Linked DNA regions of Homo sapiens: region 2 is linked to region 1. Evidence: chromatin loops called from intact Hi-C (ENCODE). Cell type or tissue: sigmoid colon. All regions are shown on one strand. Each heading gives the region's core, and the rest is flanking DNA. Links, peaks and the distances in the headings are about the cores only. Region 1 has its middle 95 kb from the start of LINC02691. Region 2 has its middle 160 kb from the start of C14orf180.

The links. A loop is a pair of places that touch in the nucleus more often than their neighbours do. Peaks named below come from ENCODE experiments on the same cell type or tissue, not always from the same donor. Only the 100,000 strongest peaks of a DNase experiment are listed, where the experiment ranks them.
Region 2: it touches region 1 in a loop (2.1-fold over the local background); 1 of 110 quality-filtered maps calls a loop at or near these places.

The regions. Positions count from the first base shown.
Region 1 is chr14:104,317,539-104,320,431 of GRCh38, reverse strand. No RefSeq gene overlaps it. Among named protein-coding and RNA genes, the nearest start is that of LINC02691, 95 kb to the right of the region's middle. In sigmoid colon, for the core only: no CTCF peak of the experiment used is centred there; a DNase peak (open chromatin) is centred at 1,361.
Region 2 is chr14:104,421,166-104,424,058 of GRCh38, reverse strand. No RefSeq gene overlaps it. Among named protein-coding and RNA genes, the nearest start is that of C14orf180, 160 kb to the left of the region's middle. In sigmoid colon, for the core only: no CTCF peak of the experiment used is centred there; a DNase peak (open chromatin) is centred at 1,448.

The sequences.
Region 1 (2,893 bases), core at 137-2,636:
TTTCACTAATTTAAAACCCATTCTTCCATCCTTCACTTCAACTTGTGGGGACCTGATGAATTCTAAAGACCCCCAGAGTCTGTCTTGTGGGGGAGCGAGGGGGAGGGGTGGAGGGTGTGTGTCTGGGGATCAGGGTCTCTCTTCCAGGTCCCTAAGCTACTTTCTCTTCGCCCCTGATGCCCAGGCCCCACTCTGCAGAGATCCTTCACCTTCAGGTTTCTGTCCTCCTGGGCTGCCTGGGGAAGGGGCTGAGGCTGCCCTCACCCTAGGGGGCTGGGCCAGGAGGAGCCTCTCCACACTGCTCAGGCCAGGCCGAGGGGCTGGTGCATCCCGGACACACGCAGGGGCTGCTGGGAGAATCTGCAGAAGCGTGGCCGGCAGGTGTGGACAGAGCTGCCCCTGAGCACGGGGAATAAATGGTGCCTGGCAGATTCCACAGGAGAGCAGTGGGAAAGCCAGGTTCTCCAGGGCTTCACACCAGGCTCAGGGCTTCCCAGGCCAGCCTGGGTTCTGCAGGCTCCCACACTCCGCCCTGCGGCCCGCATGGATAGAAGTCTTATCAAGAGGCATCGAGACTGCTAGGGCTGCTGGGAGCCAACTGTGCACCCTGAGCTCCCCACAGAAGCCAGAGGCAGAGCCGGAGGCTGGGGGCAAGGAGTCCCTCGCCCCTGTTCCCTTTCAGCCCCAGGAATACACCCTGGGACCTCTTGACTTGGCCTGCCTGTCACCAAAGGACGCTACAGGGACCATGCGGGTGGCTCCCATGTACAGGCTGGGGCACCAAGGAGGCCCGCACCCTCAGGCACACCGGCTCTTCTGCCCACAGAACACACAGAACGGGGCCCATCTCAGTGCAGCCCGCTCCTTAGAGACGAGGCCAGAGACACTGGGGAGGGAAAGACGGCGCGGGAGGGAGGAGGGAGGATGAACGAGGGAGGAGGCTCTGTTAGAGTCAGGCCTGTTACCCTCTCCCCACCCTGTGACTCCAGTCCCCTTCCTGCCCTGGCTGAGACCACAGTGGGTGCCCAGTTCTGTGCCCACACCAGGGGGGCACTATTGCCCCAGTGCCCTTTGCTGGCTGGCATGTGCCACAGATGACCAGACCCTCCTAATGGCCAGCCTGGGACACAGACGGAGGGAGCCCCAGGAGCAAAAGCCCTCTCCAGGTGGCCACCACAGCCCCAGCAGCCTGTGGCCCTCCTGTCACCATGGGGAGGGAAAGGGCCTCAGCTCCCATGGTACTGGGAGAGGCCCCACGGGGCAGCAGAGGGCTCTGGGGGAGGAAGGCGCTGGCTGGCTTTCTGATCCTCCATCTCTTGACTTCCCTGGAGCTGCTAGTGGGGAGCTGGCTTGGTGTCAGCCCCACTCTTGGCGCTGGCACAGCCCAGGGCCTAGGACGTTCCTTTGGCCAAGGAGAACTCACAGCAGCCAGAGCCAGCAGGGCCAGGACGGGCGAGCTTGGAGCCCCGTGTGCTGGTGGGGTGAGGGGTCGTGCCCATGCTGGTGGCCACAGGGGCCAGGAGGCCAGGAGGGACAGTGGGGAGGCGCCCTGAGGCCGGCCTGGGTGACGGGTCCCTGCACAGGGAGGCTCATGGGTTTATTTGAAGATGAAGAAGCGCAGTCTTGGACAGGGCCGAGAGGAGGGGCAGGAGAGGGGGCAGGGGCCGCAGCCCAGCTCCTCTGCCCCGGGCCTCCCTGGGCCTCAGTTTCTCCACCCCTCCGACTTAACAGGGATGCCTCTCACACAGAAGCCCACGCATGTGCCGCCGCAGCTGGGGCACGTCCTCCAAGGGGCGGGCAGAGGCCCCTCGAGACGGGAGGAAGCTCATCACCCCAGCTGAGGCTGGGTGTGGGCAGGCCTGGGCGGAAACAGAGATGATGTGGGGCCGGTTCTGGGCAAGCTCTCGGGCCACTCTGGTGGACCCATGGTCTGTTTATAATCTCTCCAGCCTCTTCACTCTCCAGCCAGTCACATACCGCAGAGGAGGCACCAGGCTTCTCCTTGCGGCAGGAAAATGAAGTCAGGGTGCAGAGGGACAGATGGGCGGCCGCCGGGGTGGGCTGCAGCGTGGAAACCCGCTCGCCGATACTCCCTTGGTTCCGTAACTTCCAGGTCTGGGCATGAGAGAGGCCAGGAACCTGGAACTCCCACCCCAAATGCCCAAGAGGGTGCCAAGTGCCAAGTAAGGACCCCAGTGAGGAGGAGGCCTGGGATGGGGGGTGTTCCTCGAGCCCCCAATGTAGGCAGCTGCACACGGGCCCTTCCCAGTCCTCTTCTGTCCCCAGGTCTAGTGGGGCTGCCCCAGCAGCACTGGCCACAGCTCGGGCCAGGCCACTCAGGACAAGGAGGGCTGGGCCCGGCTGCTCACAGGTGTGCCGTGGAGGAGACCGAAGGCTGAGCCATGATGGGTGACAGCTGTGACTCCCCAGTAAAGTCAGGGGACTCACTTCACTCAGGTGCTCTGCAAAGGGCTCCCCATATGCTCAATGTCTTGGGGAGCCTGAAAAACAGGGATTCATGTGCAAACCCCTGAAATCCCTGCAGTTCAGCCTTCACCTCTCACGTTAGTGTCCATACCTTGGACAAGGCAGTGTTTATTAAGAAACTGATTTTACCTTATCAATTGTTTTGTGCCTGTTAGCATTCATCTCCAGAGCACACGCTGGCGTCGTGCTGGGCACAGACACACACACGTCCACTCACGTCACTCTGCCCCTGCCCACAACCCCATTTTCGGGTGAAGCAGAGCGTGCACGGAGCGCGTTAGTACCTGTCGGGTCCACAGTAGGCCAGAGCAACGGCTGCAGTCCACCCAGCCTGCCTGCCATGAACCGCTGTCTTCCCAGGGAGCAGAACTCACAGGAAGAAAACGCTGCCTCCTCACGAACAGGC
Region 2 (2,893 bases), core at 285-2,784, 100 kb before region 1:
AGTCCAAACCTGTCCTTGGGTGTCCGGGTGATGGCACCAGGCCACGCCTGGGGAGCAGGTGCAGTCCCCAGCCAGCGGGACTGGCAGGAGAGCCGCTGGGCCCAGCTGGAGGGCAGCCTGGGGCCCAAGGAGCCTCCTGGGGGAGGTGACAGGTGACCAAGCCCATAAGTAGTGGGGTAACGGGGGCCTGGAGTTGGCAGTGTCGGGGAGGGACAAAGACAGGCCAGAGCAGCTTCTCTAAGGAGTGGGGGTTGGGGTCCTGGGGACTTTCTGGCAGGCTTCGTGTTAACAGACTGGAAAGCAGAGGCCCTCCAAGGAGGCCCTTCACCTGCCGTGGGGAGAACAGGCAGCGGGAGGGGCCTGTCTCCATATTTCCACATGGGAGGATTCCCGCTTTATGGGCTGAGGAAAGAACTTGCTGGAGGGGGAAACCCACTTTCACCACCCGGGCGCTGGGGAGGCGTCCCCCCAGCCGAGTGAGCTCCCAGCCGCATCCTGACACACCTGGGCACCCTTCACCTGGCCCCCACACCAGCCCGTGCTCAGGCCCCACCAGCCTCCTCCCCAAACCTGCCGTAATCCCCGGCACCCACCCCAGGGAGTGATGCCATCCCCTCGCTGGGCCAGACCCTGGGGAGGGGCTCTGGGCAGGAGGGTCTGGCAGAGCCCTCAGCCTGCCCCTCCCAGGCCTCTGAGAACGTGGAGACAGAGACCAGCCATGAGATCTAAACAGGGGCGCCTCCCGGGACTGCTCCCGGCCTCTGCACTGGTTAACATCCCTGGGCCTTCGCTGTAGGAATGGCCGGAGGGCTGGGGTCAGAGGGGCAGGGTTCCAGCCTAGAGGCCAGAGCATTCCCTGGGGTTCCCGAAAGCTGTAAACCAGGGTCAAAGCCGTCCTAGGTTTCTGCAGGTCCAGCCGGGGACTGAATGTGGAGAAAAATTCAGCCCCATTCTGAGACCCTCCCCCTTGTTCCCCCTCAGGGAGCTGTGCAGACGCCGGCTTAGGACCAGCCTCCTCGGCTGCTTGTGGGAGGGCAGGGCTGATGCGGGGGCTGCTGGGTCCATTCACGGCCCTGCATCCCTTCAGGCAGAGGGACACACGTCCAGACGGACACACACCCACCATACCCCACACTGTCCAGCGCAGAGCCTCTTGACCCATGACACCCCAAATTCCGTATTTTGTGGGGTGAGATGATGTGGCTTTGCCAGTGAGATGCGTGTAACTCAGTCCCACAACAGCTGAACAGCCCCCATCACAGTCACTGAGCCGCGTCCCGGGCTCAGATACCACACACCCCACACCACAGAGCGGGGCGCTGGGTGCGCAGTCCGGCTCCGCTGCCCGGGAAGCGCGGCAGGCCCGCTGCCGGTCCCCACACCTCACCTCGCACCACACAAGGCAAGTTTGTCTCAGAATAGAGGCGGATCTTCCCATCTGCCTTTTAACAGACCTTCAGAGCTGGCAAGCCTGTCACTTGCTCGAGCCAAACACGGCGAGTTCATTCACTCCATAAAATTTTATGGAGTTCCTCACACGGTCCTTGAGCAGGGACTCAGAGGACACAGTCTCCAGTCCTCCCGCCCTGGCCCTCCTGGAAGCGAAGCCCTTCCTGCCTCCTCCTCACACGTGGGCCTTTCTGCTCCATCAGAGGCGCTGGCTTCCCGCTCCCACCAGCTATTAGCAGTTAGGTGATCTTACTAGGCTCTGATGAGCATCTTGACAGCACTACACCCTTATTGCCCCAAAGCGCTGGAGGTTTCTCGACACTTTCCTAAGCATGGTTCTCTCCAAGAGGCCTGTTTCAATTCAAAACGGCAATGACACGGTCCCCCTGTCTGCAGAACAGCAGAGTGCCCCTGGCAGTCCTGTGCTGGGCTCCCCGAACTAATTAATCTTTTCATTTAGAGGCCACGGAGCTGAGAGACATCACATAGAGTCAAAAGCCGACTCAGTCGCTGCGTCAGGGAGATGGAGAGGGAGAGGGAGAGGGAGTAGGGTGGCTGCGGTGGCTGGGGCGGCCTGGGTGGTGCCAGGAGGGCAGGCTGGAATCCAGTGGGGAAACACCAGGTCCCACAGGAGCGAGGGGGATCAGGGAGGTGATGCTTATGAATTCCTGCAGCACACAAATGAGACACATTCATTTCTGCTTTCAACAAATAATCTTTATTAAGTGGAGTAAAATGTCTCAAAACCAGGACAGCTGCAGAGGCCGGAGCCACAAGCCTGCTCTATGAAGGGACCCCCCACAATGCCCTAGAGTCTGGTGGGAGTGTGGGGAGGGGGCTGCTCAGCCTAACCTGGGCTTAGGTAGCTCAGGACAAGGAGGGGCAGAAAGCAAGCTGGGATCCATGTGGGCCTGGCTCTGGGCAGCTCCTGGGCACCTGGGCCTGGCTTCCCCGGGGTGGTGTGGTACGGCATTTAAGGGGACCTCTGGGAGGGCAGCAGTCAGCCTATTCACATCAGCAGGAACCCATCATGCTGCAGTGGACCCAGGGAGACAGGCCAGTCTCTGGGACCTGCTCACAGCCACGAGCCACCCTGGCCAAGCCCTGCCTCCCCCAGGCCCTTGGTCCTCCCGGGCATCTCTGAGCTGGAGAAATACATGCTTTCCTCCATTTCACAGATGAGGAAAGAGAAATGGAGTGGGGGACAGGCCCCAGGGCCCCCTTCCATCCTATGCACAGAGGCCCAACCGCTACTCTCTTTCCATCTGGGGCCCCGGGGATGCTCTTCAGTATTTTCAGTGGCCCTCCCCACCTCCACCCCCAGGGAGCCTGGGGTAGCCCAGCATCCAGCATCTTGAGAACAGGCACGTCACCTCCCTTCACCCAAGGGCACCAGGTCCGGATTCAGGGACCACAGGTTGCTTAGAGAAGCATTGGCTACGGA